Regions from separate parts of the Homo sapiens genome. Here regions 2 and 3 are each linked to region 1. The links are chromatin loops, found by intact Hi-C in ENCODE. Cell type or tissue: endothelial cell of umbilical vein. All regions are shown on one strand. Region 1 overlaps ITPRID2 (ITPR interacting domain containing 2). Region 2 has its middle 150 kb from the start of PPP1R1C. Region 3 has its middle 67 kb from the start of DNAJC10.

Region 1 (5,000 bases):
ATTTTAAAACTATTTGTAGAGACAAGTCATGCTATGTTGTCCAGGCTGGTCTCTAACTTCTGGGCTCAAGTGATCCTCCTGCCTCAGCCTCCACACAGTGCTGGGATTACAGGTGTGAATCACCATGCTCAGCCTCAAAATTAAAATTAACAGCAAAATTAAAATTAAAATTTCTACCTCATAGGTCCTTGGGGTGATCAAATGTAACTGTAAGTCAAAGTACTTTCAAACAGTAAAGTAGTAAGAATGTACAACAGGAGATCCTCCTCTGCCATCCTCCACTGACACCCGCTGTGCTCCTTCCCCCTGTGAAGCACTGATATCAAAAGGAATATTATAGCCCTCAGAAAGATGGTGAAGAACCACTGCTATAAAACAATATCAAATGAGGGAGGGGATGCTTCCTCATTTGTAAAGGGAAGAAACTAGAAAATGAATAAAGTATCTCTTTCCGTACTAGTTTATGATTCTATAAATTACTTGCAAATGTTTATCTTAAACAAATACTATCGAGTTTTACACATACACACAAAAATATCATTTATTTTTACTGTCAGGTAAATTTTCAATAAAAATTGACTAAGGTCTTTTAGGTAAATATCAAATAACAAAACAGTGGTTAATTGGGCTTTAGAGTAGCAGATATCTGTGCATGTCATATGTTAGAGTTCATATTCCAGGGCAGGCTTATCTTCAAAACATACACAGTTACATTTAAAAGGCCAAAGGAACAACTTAATTATCTGTCAAATATCTGACTGATGTGGGATTATTTTAACTCAGACCAATAAACATAGAAAAATCCTAAAACTTAACAGCTAAAAATGAGAAGTCAAGTACATTAGTTAAATCAATAATTAGTATGAAGACAGGATTAGAAACAGTTACTAACACATCAGTAGCTTAAAAAAGATTATGTGTATATCCAATAATGGTTATATTTAAATAAAAATTCATTTAAAGGTCAAGAAGACCACACAGTCAACTTCTTACAGAAATGCTGAGATAAAAGTTCTCCTTCTTAAGTTTTTCCTTTACATCTAAAAGATGAACATCTGCTTGAGAAGGATCATTTTGGTTTAACTTGTGAATCATTCACACTACTAATCTATGGCTTCAGAGAGTTACCATGACGTATTCAAAATAAGCCATTCAAGAAGAACACAAGAATTAATGAAGCAAGTCATTTGGAATAATTAGAAATTCAAGAACAGGATTTAATAACTTTTTATAAATAGTTATAGGCTGGGTGTGGTGGCTCACACCTGTAATCCCAGCATTTTGGGAGGCCGAGGTGGTCAGATCACGAGGTCAGGAGTTTGAGACCAGCCTGGCCAACGTAGTGAAACCCCATCTCTACTAAAAATACAAAAAATTAGCTGGCTGTGGTGGTATGTGCCTGTAATCCCAGCTACTCAGGAAGCTGAGGCAGGAGAATTACATGAACCCAGGAGGCAGACGTTGCAGTTAGCCAAGATTGCACCACTGCACTCCCGGGTGACAATGCGCGACTCCGTCTCAAAAAAAAAAAAAAAAGAAAAAACATCGTTATAAACATTCATAACTATTTTAAACAGTCTACAAGACACTTTATAAGGCAAGTTGACTTTTAACTGAAAGTCTCTGGCCTTTTCCTTTTCTAACATAAGAAACAGACACTTCATTGTACCAGGCCAGGAGCAGTCTCATCATCTATTTAGCTCTCTTTACATTTAAGTATTTTGTCTCTTTGCTTCTGGTGACTGTTGGATCTTACCTCTTGTCTCAGATGGATTAGGCAGCTTCATGCAGTCAACATATCTGCAACATTTTCTCCTTCCTAGCTTCCTAAAGCAGCTCATGCTCAGATAATGTTTCTGAGAACTGATTTACTGAGACAGAGGGAGCTCTAACTTATATTTACTCATGGTTTTCACAAGAAGAAAATTCCCAGCAAGAATCAAACCTCATGGAAAGAGGTCCAAAAGAAAAATAGCAACAAACTACACTGAATAGGATCTAAAAGTCAGTTTCAATAAGATTGTTCTCTTCATTTGTCAATATGATTCAAGTGTTTGGGAGAAGAGGAAATTAAAGTTAACACATTATTTCCTTTATCCATTGTTCTACAAGCTCTCTTTAATGTTCCCTTAGGGATGAAAACACACTTCCAGGAGGTTTTTATCCATATTTTAAATATATCTGAAGATACATTATTTTCTTTAAAATTCCCCATATTTACAATGTAGCTGTGGTCGACCATAAATTCATTTAAAAAAAAAATCTCCCATTATTCTTCCACCAATGCATGTAATCTTGTACTTCAAAAAAATGTTCACGTCAATGCTACATTGCTTTCTTCATTAACCTTTTTTGCCAGTAGAGGGGGCAAAAAACCCCCAGACTATCATTAAAGGTTAACTTGCCACAAAAGTACATCTAGCACTTTATAAGTGTTTAAAAAACCTTTTGTGTATGGCATCTTAAAAAATTTTAAAAACTACAGCTTAGAATTCAGGAATTTTAGAAATTAAAAATAAACTTCCTTGACTTCTTTGAAGAGTGACTTACTTGAAAATATGAGTGTTGTTCACTCGGAGTCGCCAATATCAGATTTGCAATTACCTAACATAATTTGTTTAGATCTTTATGCTCTGCTATTGTATTAAACAAGGAAATTAACTGCCATATCTAATTGTCATAGAAGAGGGCCCTAATGGTAGGCAAAAATTTACACTTTAATTATGAGTGCTGGAACAAGTTTAGACCAAAACAAAGTCAAAAAGTTATCAGAGTGAAAAAGAACAAACAGAGGTTTTAATGTAGTCATCACAGTCATCTTCCATACTCATTACGATGAGAAATAAATTATACCAGGAGGTAAAAAGATAGAAGAAATATAAACATATACAAAGAAATAAAAGAAAAAAAGCTCAAAATGTAAAATATTCCAAGGTGCTGCTCCTACTCCCTTTTTATTTCACTATTCAGTTGTAATTAAAGTATTAACAGACCACAAAAAGGCAAAAATCTGTATCAGCAACTGAAATTTTACAATAAATGAAAAATCTTCACTAATCTGAGGGAGGGAGGGAGGGAGCAAGAGAGAGAGACACTCACCTAAGAGGACATTTATGAGCTGAATCAATTATTTCATTTTCTAATTCCCTAAAATAATGGTGTGTGATGTTAAAACTACTGTGAACTATTACTAAAACGCATCTAATGTAATAAATTACAAAAGACAAATTGCGCATTATATAATTTATAGCCACAACTCTTCATTAGCATACATATGCCTCAGTTTCCTCATGTATAAAATGAGACCACTACCATGTGCCTCACAGACTGCAATGAAGTACTTCAAGAGCCAAGAACAGTGCCCAGCACAGGGTAGATGCTTGGTAAAATCAGTTTTCCTGCCCCAAGCTATTCAGCTCCTACTATTCAGAAGCAGTTTTAGCTGAACCTCATTCAAAATAAGTATCTTTTATCTTTTCCAATTAAAAATTTATGTTAACTATCAGGTATATTACTGGACACAAATAACAAGTAACCAAACATTGGTCTTTTGGGCTTGCAGAAACCCTATTCAGTGGCCTTTCAAACCTGCTAATTCTAGGGTCCCTATCCTCCCCATGCAGGTACGTAATATCTTCATGTTCTTTCCAGTCATATAACAAGAACTATCCCCAAAGCCGCCTTCACATATCCTTACCACTGAGATATGTTAAGAAAAGCTTGCCCAAAGGCATACAGTCATTCAGTGGCAGACAAAACTCAAAGCCCTGTTTGATTTCAAAGCCTGTGTTTCTAACTATTATGCAATATTGCTTTGAATTTAAATATACTCTCTCAGGGCTTTCTTGAGCATCAAAATCTTACCCTTGAGAGAGAAAAGAGGGTTAAGGTTCAAATATCAACTAGTGGATAAAGATCTGGAGGAGTTACTGAACTGTCCCATTACCTCGACATCACATTATCCTGAGACCAATTCTTGGTTTGTGAAACATAAACCTGGAAAGTCAAAATTAGAATAAATTTTTCTAGTATAAATCTATTAGCTACCTCTCATTTTATAAGCATTTTTGGTACTTTTTTTCCTAGTCTGCAACTTGAAACCAGTCTCAGTAATTTTTTACCTACCTCTTCCATTTCGAAGGAGTCCTTCTGCTGTGTCATTATATTTCTTATGGATGGTATTGTCAGTGGTGCACAAGGCTCTTTTTCAGGTGTGGATATATGGACACTTTTCAGCTCACTGCTATTTTCCAGCTCACTGTGGCTGGATATGTTGAAATCACTATCTAATTTGGATTCTACAATACCAGATTCCTCACCCAGTTTACTCTCATGACTTTGAGTTTCTTTACTTTGTTCATTTTCAGTTCCTTGGTTAAAATTACTATTTGCTTCATCAGAAATTCTATCACTATCAGCATTCTCCGTAACAGCTGCTGAACTACCAGAGACTTCTTCTTTAACTGTAGCCAACATAGAAGATGACTCTTTCTTCTTCATAATTTTTTGAGACTTTTGATCGTTTTTATTGCCACTTTCTTCAATCACTGAAACATTTAGAATCTTTCCTTTTTCAGCTGATGGAGAAGGACTACTACTTTCTCCTTTCTCTGTTTTATCAACACATAAATTCAGTTTTGAGAGTGTTTTCATTAAACGATTTGCAGTGTTACTTCGAGTTAAAGGTGGAGGTGGGTCTGTCTCCTTGTTAGAGGTCACTGAGGACATACTTCCAATTCTCTGCAGGGGCGTCCCGGAGACTTGAGAATATAAAGAAGAAAACGCATTGGCCACAGTAGTAAGCACTTCAATTTGACGAAAACGGCCTACCAAAAGAAACAATATTAATGATATGTTTATATTTATATATATACATACACATATATTAAATGCATATTATTGTTTAGAATTCCAAAAACTACACTTAGATCACAAAGATTATAAAACCCTATTTTTTCCTCATCTAACACTTAAACCTTCTCTACATTCACTGGGTGGGA
Region 2 (5,000 bases), 230 kb before region 1:
TTTGGCTTCTCTTTCCAGCTCTTTTTACTTAGTCTTTTCTGTATACAGTTGTTATGCTAAATCTCCCTAATGAATTCTTTGGAAATATTGCTCCTTTTCTTAAAAACAATTTCTCCTTGTCTACATCAGAGGTCAGCAAAATTTTTCTGTAAAGGGTCAGATAGTAAATATTTTAGGCTTTGGAAGCCACATACCATTATACCACCCTCATCCTGCTGCTCCTCCTCCCCCTCTTCTCCTTTCCTTTCTCCTCCTCCTTCATCATTTTCTTCTCCTCCTCCTTCTGTTTCTTCTGATCCTTCTCCTTTCTCTTCCTTTTCTCCTTCACAACCATTTAAAAGTGTAAACTATTCTTAGCTGGTGGGGAGAGAGCATGCAAAGACCAGCTACATGGCAAATTTGGCCCACAGGCCTGCTCTGCACAGCACTACTATTTCAGGTCAAAGAACTTGGTACCCTAGGAAAAAGAATGAGGCTGCTTCTGCCAGGGACAGTCACCCCAGGAGCTCCAGCTTCTCCAGGCCCTGCTAGCCACCCTGAGGACTGCAAATGTCACTATCTATCTCCAGCACACCTGCCACTCATTCCCAGTACACACATCCGTTTGGAAGGCCTGGCTACAGCACTGGTTCTCAACCCTTAGCATGCATCAACATGGCCTTAAGGGTTTGTTAAACTACAGAAGTCTAAGCCCCATCCCCAGAGACTCTGATTCAGTAGTTCTGGGATGGGCCTGAAGCAAAGCTAATGCTGGTAGACTGGGGATCTCACTTTGAGAGCCACTGGCCAGCAGGTAAAGCTTAAACTCCTTAGCATAATTTTCAAAGCCCCTCACAGCCTAACCCAGCCCATTTTCAGTCTAGCCTTCATTACAGTATTCACTGTTCCTGATGCCTTTGCACTGAGTGCCTCTTCTACCTGAGTCTTGCTGCTCCCTTTGTCATCTTTACCTGTCCCTGTCCCTTCTTCCTCTAAGGATCTGTGCATTTGCCTGCTCTCTTGCAAAGCCTCTTCTCATTCCTCTAACCAGAACTCCATCTCCTCTTTGGATGAACACTGATCTGCTATCCCTCTGTGCGAAAGAATTGCAGCTCTCTGTCATACACTTGCTGCTAGATTTTTAGGGAAAAAAGCACTGAGTTTTACACACTGTAAATGTTCAGTAAATATTTGTGGAATAAATGGATGTGAATAAATGAATGAAGGCAGGAAGGAAAAGTGTATTATTATTTGTCCTGCTTGGTATGTGATTGAGTCAGTCCTTTTCAGATAACATCTCCAGTTAATTTAGTCAAAATAAGACCCACTTTTCAAGCACTTTAGATCTGCAAAATCCCAAAAGCCATTTATGTTTTTTTTCTCAGAGCAGACAAATGGGGAGTGCATCAATTCTTAATAGCATACTAAAAGCAAACCTGAATTATGTGAGAGAAACAGTAAGATCTCTTCATCTCTCTCTTGTCTGTATGCTTGGGGAGTTGGGTCTGCTGGTGTAGAGATATGTTCATAACAGCAAATCCTAAACTTTGCTAAGAAGAAAAGTTCACATTTCCTAGTTGATTTCCTACAGCCTTGACGATTAATAATGGGAACCATACAGGATTTAGAACAATAATGACTAATTCTTAGTCATTGGTGGTTGGTAGCTGCTAACTGTAACATTTTCTAATCTGAAGACATTTCTTAACCATTAATACTTTGATAGAATGGTAAAATAATGACAAAGAATATTTAAAGGGTCCAGACAGTATCTGACCCATTTTTTGGCCCTTGATGAACAGAAAATAATATTATTTTGTATTTATCCAGATACCATTAAATTTGTTACATTTTATGTGGAAGACTTGAGGCAAGAAATATCTCACCCAAGATAGCTCATGAAATTTGGCCTTCAGTTCAATTTTGGACTTCACTTTGTCACTTACCAGTGCTGTGGTCTTGGACAAGCCTAAATTTTTTCATCTATAAAATGGAAATAATTAAAGTGCCTATCTAATAGGTACTTTTGGAATGATTAAGTGAAATGTTCTATACAAGGTGCTGAGAATATCACCTGACACATAGAAAAACAGAAATAATATGAGCTATACAAATAAAAACCTACCTAGAGCTTCACCCCTTTCTTTTAAAATTAATTGATATTTACAGTTTCAAGAGCATAGCATGGCTTTAACTTTAGTAGCAATATCTTAAAAGTCCACATGATGGAGAGGTTGCTCCATGCAGAGTAGACCAGCCATTCCATAGTAAAGATTATATTATCATTAATTTACCACTTATGTCCTTGCTTGAGAGGAAGGCTAAATTATACATATATATTAATTAGATACAGAGAGAGATTAATATATAGATTTATATATATATGTGTAGGTAGATATGTTGATTTGTTCACTGGTTGCTATATCATGTAGATATTCTATTTGGGGGAACAATTTTAATGCAAATATTAAACAGAAAAATATCAACATAAAGATAAAATAACAGTAACCTTTGTATTTCCTAGACAGCTCGTTAAATAAAAAATATCTTCAGACATCCAGGTGCACTGAGAAGCAACAATAGCAATTTCTCAAAGAGGAAAACTATGTACACATACACATACACACACACACACAAACACACACACACACACACACACAGCAGCAAACTCCCCCAATTTCATGGACTCCTCATTAGCAAAACAAGCTTTCTGCAGAGGAAATGAAAAAGGAAGGGACTTTTCATAAGTGGAAACTGTCCATGTGAGAGGAACAGACTCATTCAACAAGCATGGTAAGTCAGCTGCAGTCTAAAAGTCGAGTGTGTCAACACTGAAATCACCATCAAACCTTTCCTCAGACAGAAATGGGGGCAAAAGGAAAATAGCCATGGTGCAAAAGACGCGTTCATGTGGAAATGACTTAGCAGCAGTGGACAGGAAGCTGCTAAGAATAAGTTGTGTGGCCAGAGAGGGAGAGGGAAGGAGCTGGCCTTGCCCTCCCTCGGGTCCTCTCCCTCTGGCTATCTTTCTCTTTTCACCGGAGGCACCCTTTGTGAGGACCTCCTCACCTCTGTTACTGTGTCCAGTTTACTCTGGATGTCCTCCTCTGTTCTCACCTGGCTTCTCCCTAACAGACAAGAATATGGAAATTATAACTTTGGGAGGTATTTGTTTAGTAAAGTGTTTTTCTGTTTTTGTTTTGTTTTGTTTTGAGATGGAGTCTCGCTCTGTCACCCAGGCTGGAGTGCAGTGGCGCGATATCGGCTCACTGCAACCTCCAACTCCAGGGACAGTGACTGCAACCTCCAGCTCTGCCAGGGACAGTCACCCCAGGATCTCCAGCTTCCCTAGGCCCTGCTAGCCACCCTGGGGACTAATAATTCTCCTGCCTCAGCCTCCTGAGTAGCTGGGACTAAAGGCACATGCCACCATGCCCGGCTAATTTTTGTGTTTTTAGTAGAGACAGGGTTTCACCATGTGGCCAGGCTATTCTCAAACACCTGACCTCAAGTGATCTGCCAGCCTTGGCCTCACAAAGTGCTGGGATTACAGGCTTGAGCCACTGCACCTGGCCCTTTAGTAAAGTTTTATTTCTCTGTGCTTAATTTAATAGAAATCAGGTTAAATTTCTTCTCTATCTTTCCTTTAGAAACCTTCTTTTTTATTTCCATACAGCAAAACATTTTATGAATATACATATATACATATTTAGTGTACATTTTATATATATGTGTATATATACATATTTTGCATACACATACATGTGTATATAGAAATGTATACAAGCACATATATAAATTATAGACACAAACACACACACACACTGCTCAATAGAAAAAAAATTTAACTCCACATTGCACAATGAAAGAAAACAAGGAGATTAATTTTGGCAACTGTATTTTCCCCAGAATATTGCATTAAATTATCTTCTACAGATATAGTTGTGGGTGTTTATGATGACAATGTCTATTTTTTAACACTGTTCTGCCAATACGACAAAAAACTTACTTTGAAAAATCTTATTTAGGTACTAACCAGTTCCAATTAACTCCTTCCTATATATTCCATTTATTCTGACAATAAAAGTGTGTAGCTCGAGCTTGTTATCATAGGCAAGTCCAGGATTTAGTAGTATCATTCCTGTCTTAGAATTGACCTTCATGTCATTTTAATTTTTAAACTATTGGGTGTTCTCAAAAGCAAATAAAGGACCAATGTAATATTTAAAACACTTGACAAATGTAACAAACAAGTGACAAATTCAAAACAGAAAAATCTATGTTTCATTAGGGTAAAAGAAGAGAGCAACATATAATTAGTCTGCTTAGGAAAACACATCCACAGAATATATGCTGCAGGAGAAATGTAACAGGAGACTCACTCATCTACTGCAAGGCTTTGAAAAATGTTGGTATCTGTAAACAATAAAGAAAGAAAAGATATTCTTCTCTAATTATTAAAGAGATGTTCAACCATCTGCAAACTATTTTTTTAAGTTCTTGTTGTTCCCTTCCTTTGATTCATGCAAAGCCATGTTGTACCTTTGCTACTTTTGAGAATAATGGGACTTTGAAGTCAATTAAACTCATTCCTCAGCTTGAAGGGAGCAGCAGGTAGAATGTTGTCTTTGGCTCCTCATTAAGTAGTATATTGTTCCTTTCAATGATCTAATATCTACAGCATAATCCACAATTCCGCAGGTAGGTCTGGGTGATTATGCTTTTTCATATTTTATTTCTTTGGCAATACAAAGTCTAAGAGTAGGAAGTAAAAGTTAGTACTTAAATCCTGGGGCAAGTAGGGAGGATAATAATAATGAACAATTTGTGAAATTATTTTTATTTTTATTTTGCAACTTATGAGAAATCAAGAAAGGGAAACAAATTAAAGATTGATGCCTTGTTCTTTAAGAAAAGGTTATACCTAAGATTGTCATAAACTCAGCAATTCTCTCATTTTACATGATAAAGGTTATTTTTAAAATATAGATTTAGACATAGGAAACATTTTTAAATGAACC
Region 3 (5,000 bases), 750 kb before region 1:
CACCTATGTGTAAAAGCGTTTATTAGTTACCCAAATGCGTTGTATAAATTTTAGGTAGAAGCCTCAAATGTTAGATTAACAAATATTGTTTCCCTTTTGGTAACTTATGGACTGAAATGAATGTATAAGTTTTTAAAAAGTGCACACAAAAGATGAAATAGTCATACTGATATTAGAATTCCTTTGAATAAATTTGTATGTGTAGGACATAGAAAGTAGAATACAAATTAACACATTTTCAATACAAATCTTTAATATTTTTGTCTGTTCTAACTATGTAGATAGGTAATGTTCAAAGAGATTTCTCTTGGGAGGAAAAAGATCATACTAAATTTTGTAAAGAGATACATTTTTGTAGCAGCAATAGTCAAATTTTTCACATTTCTCAATTTCAATGACTGCAGCCAGAAATGATCAAATTATCTACCCCCCTAATTTGGCATTAAAAATACAAGGCCAGGTGTGGTGGCTCATACCTGTAATCCTAGCACTTTGGGAGGCCAAGGCGGGTGGACCACTTGAGGTCAGGAGTTCAAGACCAGGCTGGCCAACATGGTGAACCCCTATCTCTACTAAAAATACAAAAATTGGCTGGGTGTGATGGCAGGTGCCTGTAATCCCAGCTACTCAGGAGTCTGAGGCAGGGGAATTGCCTGAACCTGGGAGGCAGAGGTTGCAGTGAGTAAAGATCATGCCATTGCACTCCAGTCTGGGCAACAAGAGCGAAACTCCATCTGGAAAAAAACAAAACAAAACAAAACAAAAACCCAAAAAACAAAACACAAATAAGACTCTAGAGGGCACTCTACTCCTATTGTTTTTCAAGAAGCCTTTTTAAATGTAACATGAAGGCAGATATTTAAAAGTCATTGTGAATACTTCCAAGAAGGTTAGAATTCTTACGCAAGATCTTGAATATCAGTTGTCAGCATGGAGCAGTGGGATTTTCCTGTTCTCTTTCAAGTGTTTTCAGTTGGGATGGTTTAAGTTCTTTAATGCCGAGGATACAATTAATTTCTCAAGAGAGTATACTTACGTTAAAAAAGTTAGAGTTACAATATGTATAGGTATAATTGTTATCCCTACATTACTTTATGACATTTTACTTAATTACCTTGTATAACTGTTATTACTACTACTGTCATTTTTATCATTATTGTAGACATGAAATCAGAATTTTGAGATGCTTTCTGGGGAATAAGGTTATCAAAGTGTTTTGATTCAAGTAGCCTGGTTCTTCCCTATTTCCATGCACATGAAATGTATATAGGAGGGCCTCATTCCTAGGTTATAGTAGGTGCTAACTGAATGTTCCTTAAGTCTGAATCTGAAGTTAAAAAAATAACTTTTAATGTTATTGAATACATCACACTACATATTTGTATCTGTGCTCTCTGCTCTGGGCCATTCATGTTAAAACCTGGTCTCCTGGGATTTTATTTAGCCCAGAGACCAGTTTTGCTTGTTAGTAGGTTTTTAAAAATCTGAGTTAGACTGCATTTCAGTGATTGCATTCTAAATACTAAACAATACTTGCGTTTTCCCATAGTCTGAGACCCTGTGCCCTTATACATTTCCTCATCTACCTGGCACCTAAAGCCATGTGTGTTTTAAACCTATGGATAGATCTAGGATCTTTTTGCTGGCAGCAGATGTCTCTCTCTCTCTTTTTTGGAGAGAGAGTCTCGCTCTATCACCTAGGCTGGAGTACGATCACACCTAGATATGATCACAGCTCACTGCAGCCTCAAACTCCTGGGCTCAAGTGATCCTCTTATCTCAACCTTCCGAGTAGCTGAGACTACAAGCATGAGCTACCATGTCTGGCTAATTTAAAAAAAAATTTTTTTGTAGGCCGGGCACAGTGGCTCACACCTGTAATCCCAGCACTTTGGGAGGCTGAGGTGGATGGATCACAAGGTCAGGAGTTTAAGACCAGCCTGGCCAAGATGGTGAAACCCTGTTTCTACTAAAAATACAAAAATTAGCCGGACGTGGTGGCAGGCGCCTGTAATCCCAGCTACTTGGGAGGCTGAGGCAAATAATTGCCTAAACCTGGGAGGCAGAGGTTGCAGTGAACTGAGATTGCGCCCCTGCAATCAAGCCTGGGTGAAAAAGCGAGACTCCATCTCAATTTTTTTTTTTTTTTTTTTGTATAGAGTGGGGTCTTGGTATATTGCCCAGGCTGGTCTCGAACTGCTGGGCTCAAGAGACCCTCCCACCTTGGCCTCCCAAAGTGCTGGAATTACAATTGTCAGCCACTGCTCCCGGCCAGTAGATGTCTCTCTTGAACATCATTTCATGATTGAACAAGGTTTACCTGCCCCCTGAAAAAACCTCTTTAGCTTCCTGCGTCTCTCTATGTTCTACGGCTGGGACTTTATTCCTATTTGTAGGCTCAACTTTCCTACCTCTGACCAAGGGGAACTGAAGTGTTAGGAATAGCTCATGTTGCTTTTCCTATTCTGATTTTGGTTTCTGTGCTAATAACTTATGTTGCACAAAGCTGCTACCACATACCCTGTCGCCAGGCAGTGGGTACCAAGATTGTTTTTAATATGTCTGAATCTTATCTTGGTAATCTCTCAGCTATCCAGTTTCTTCTCAACTAACTCACATCTCATTTTCTTCTTTCTATGCCTGAAGATGATAGTTTCAGATGTATTCTAGGCCACCAGAGGGGCCTGCTACCTGCTGCCACTTACACACACCTCACAATTTTTCCATTCTACATTCCCATTGCTGTGTTTCCCCACCCACTTGTAGGGACACCTCTTGTTTGACTGTCCTGATATGAGCACTTGCTCTGGTACCCTTTACCTAGTAGCAATAATTGCTCATATTTAGGTGGCACTTTCAAACACCAGCTCTGATAATAACATCTATAAACTGGATATCATCACTTCTTTTGTATAGATGATAAAAATGTGACTGGAAGTGTTGGCATTTGCACCCATGTCTTCATATTACAGGTATTAGGATGCTTTGTTGGTGTTTATTTAAATTAATTGCAACTGGCTTTAACTGCCTTGTCTTGAATTTTTTTTTTTTTTTTTTTAAAGAGACAGGGTCTTGCTCTGCCACCCAGGCTGAGTGCAGTAACATGATTATGACTCACTGCAGCCTCAATCTCCTGGGATCAAGTGATCCTCCTCCCTCAGCCTCCCAGGCAGCTAGGACTCCAGGCATGCACCAGTGCACCACTACATCCAGGTAATTTTTTTAATTTTTTTTTTTTTTTTTTTTTTTGTGGGGACAGGGTCTTGCTTGCTCTGTTGTCCAGGCTGGTCTCAAACTCCTGGCCACAAGGGATCCTCCAGCCTCAGCTTCCTAAGTGCTGGGATTACAGGTGTGAGCCACTGTGCCCAGCCTGGACTTATTACTGCATCTACTTAAGCTCTTGCCACAAACTGTGAGGCCTTAATGTTTTTGTTCTGCTCGTCTGAATCAGAGCTCCTATTCTGACTCCAACAACTGGACCGTCTTATTAAGAATGAGGCTTACTACTCGCAAGGCTCAGAATGTCCCAACAAGCCCATAGAAACATCTTTTTAGCTACAGTGCTAGCTCAAACTTACCTGATGAGGAACACGTGAGGCACTTGTTATATGCACAGATTGCCAGGTTACCAGGTTTCTTCTCCAATATACTATGGTTTTTCCAATATACCATGGTTTAGTAGGTCCGGGCTGAGGCCTGAGAGTTTTTTAAACAAGTGTTCTAGTCAGTTCTTATCTTCAAGCAAATTTGAAAATCAGCTTTCTAGAGGAAAGTCTCTCAGAAGGATGTGAGGTTAACCTGCCGATACTCACCTCACTTCCTTTCCTGTGCCTTTTTTTTTCCTCAGTAAATTTGGGCATCTTTCTCTCCCTTTTTTGTCCTCCTCTGCCTAGCTCTTCCTGTCAATGACAGAATTTCATTTAATTGTTTATCAGCTCACTGTGTAATTTGGGTTTCGAAAGCCAATTTTTCTACAGAGGCTTCTTATGCTAAATTGAACTGGAGTAAATGATTCTGAAATTGTAGCCACCAAGATGATTTAGTCTTTACTGTAGCATCGTATCTTTAAAAGCCATACACTAATGAAAGGTTTTGGAACCAGATGGTGTTCAACTTAAGTCTTATCTGCTCAGAAAAAGGTGATATGTCTTTTCCTAAGTGACTCCATTTTATCCCTGCAGAAGCTGCTGATTATCTCGATAGTCTGTCTCAATAACTATCTCAATAACTCTTAATAGACTACCTCAATAACCCTTAAATTGAATTCCATGAGGCTCTTGGCACATTATAAAAACAAAGCACATAAAGATACCATAGGAAAAATGACAAATTATATGATTGTTATTGTATTAAGTTGTTCTGGGAAGGTGTACGATCCAATCTAATCTAACTATGCTTTATTGGAAAGAGACCAGAAATAAATTCTGATCTTGAAAACTGCTGATCCATCCATTCAGTAATCTATCTTGTCAAGATCCCTCATCTGTGCAAGCATCACCCTAATAGAGCATATGGAAAGGTACAGGGACACAGGTGAGTGCACGCAGTGATGTCCCCTGAGAGAAGAGACTTCCTGGGGTGAAGTCATTTTGGAGGTTTTGTTGTGCTGAGGGGCTGGTCCTCAGCTGGACAGCCTTAAAAATCCTAATTCGGTCAGTTCCACAGGTGGGTTCAACATTGTTAAAAACAAAGAAACAAACTCCCAACAAATTCTTAAAACTAATGCAAAAAGTCATCGTGCCAATCTCTTACTTTACCATTATCTGTGTGATAAGAACTGGAATCCAATTATCAGCATGGCCACATCTGCTTTGTCTCCACGCAGGCCTAGATGGAAACCAGTTTATTACCAGAGAGCCTGATGGCTAAATTTACTGCTTTTTCTTGACACCATCTGTGTAGGCACTGCCAATGTTTTCAAAAGAGTCTCCTATGATTTTTTAGCTGATCTTTCATTCTGCTTAATACATAATTTCTTCAGCAATATTACTACCTTTAAT

What was found. Hi-C counts contacts between places; a loop is a spot of excess contacts. Peaks named below come from ENCODE experiments on the same cell type or tissue, not always from the same donor. Only the 100,000 strongest peaks of a DNase experiment are listed, where the experiment ranks them.
Region 2: it touches region 1 in a loop (3-fold over the local background); 2 of 110 quality-filtered maps call a loop at or near these places.
Region 3: it touches region 1 in a loop (3-fold over the local background); 3 of 110 quality-filtered maps call a loop at or near these places.

Annotation. Positions count from the first base shown.
Region 1 is chr2:181,901,592-181,906,591 of GRCh38, reverse strand. ITPRID2 (ITPR interacting domain containing 2) reads right to left here. Exons shown (of 18, transcript NM_001130445.3): 8 at 4,126-4,826. Among named protein-coding and RNA genes, the nearest start is that of ITPRID2, 12 kb to the right of the region's middle. In endothelial cell of umbilical vein, a CTCF peak has its summit at 2,328 (motif pointing right); a DNase peak (open chromatin) is centred at 2,361; H3K27ac peaks cover 1,172 bases.
Region 2 is chr2:182,130,005-182,135,004 of GRCh38, reverse strand. It overlaps a transcript of PPP1R1C not described here. Among named protein-coding and RNA genes, the nearest start is that of PPP1R1C, 150 kb to the right of the region's middle. In endothelial cell of umbilical vein, no CTCF peak of the experiment used is centred here; DNase peaks (open chromatin) are centred at 1,574, 2,204 and 2,774; H3K27ac peaks cover 2,554 bases.
Region 3 is chr2:182,646,761-182,651,760 of GRCh38, reverse strand. It overlaps a transcript of PDE1A not described here. Among named protein-coding and RNA genes, the nearest start is that of DNAJC10, 67 kb to the left of the region's middle. In endothelial cell of umbilical vein, CTCF peaks have their summits at 816 (motif pointing right) and 2,273 (motif pointing right); DNase peaks (open chromatin) are centred at 880 and 2,390.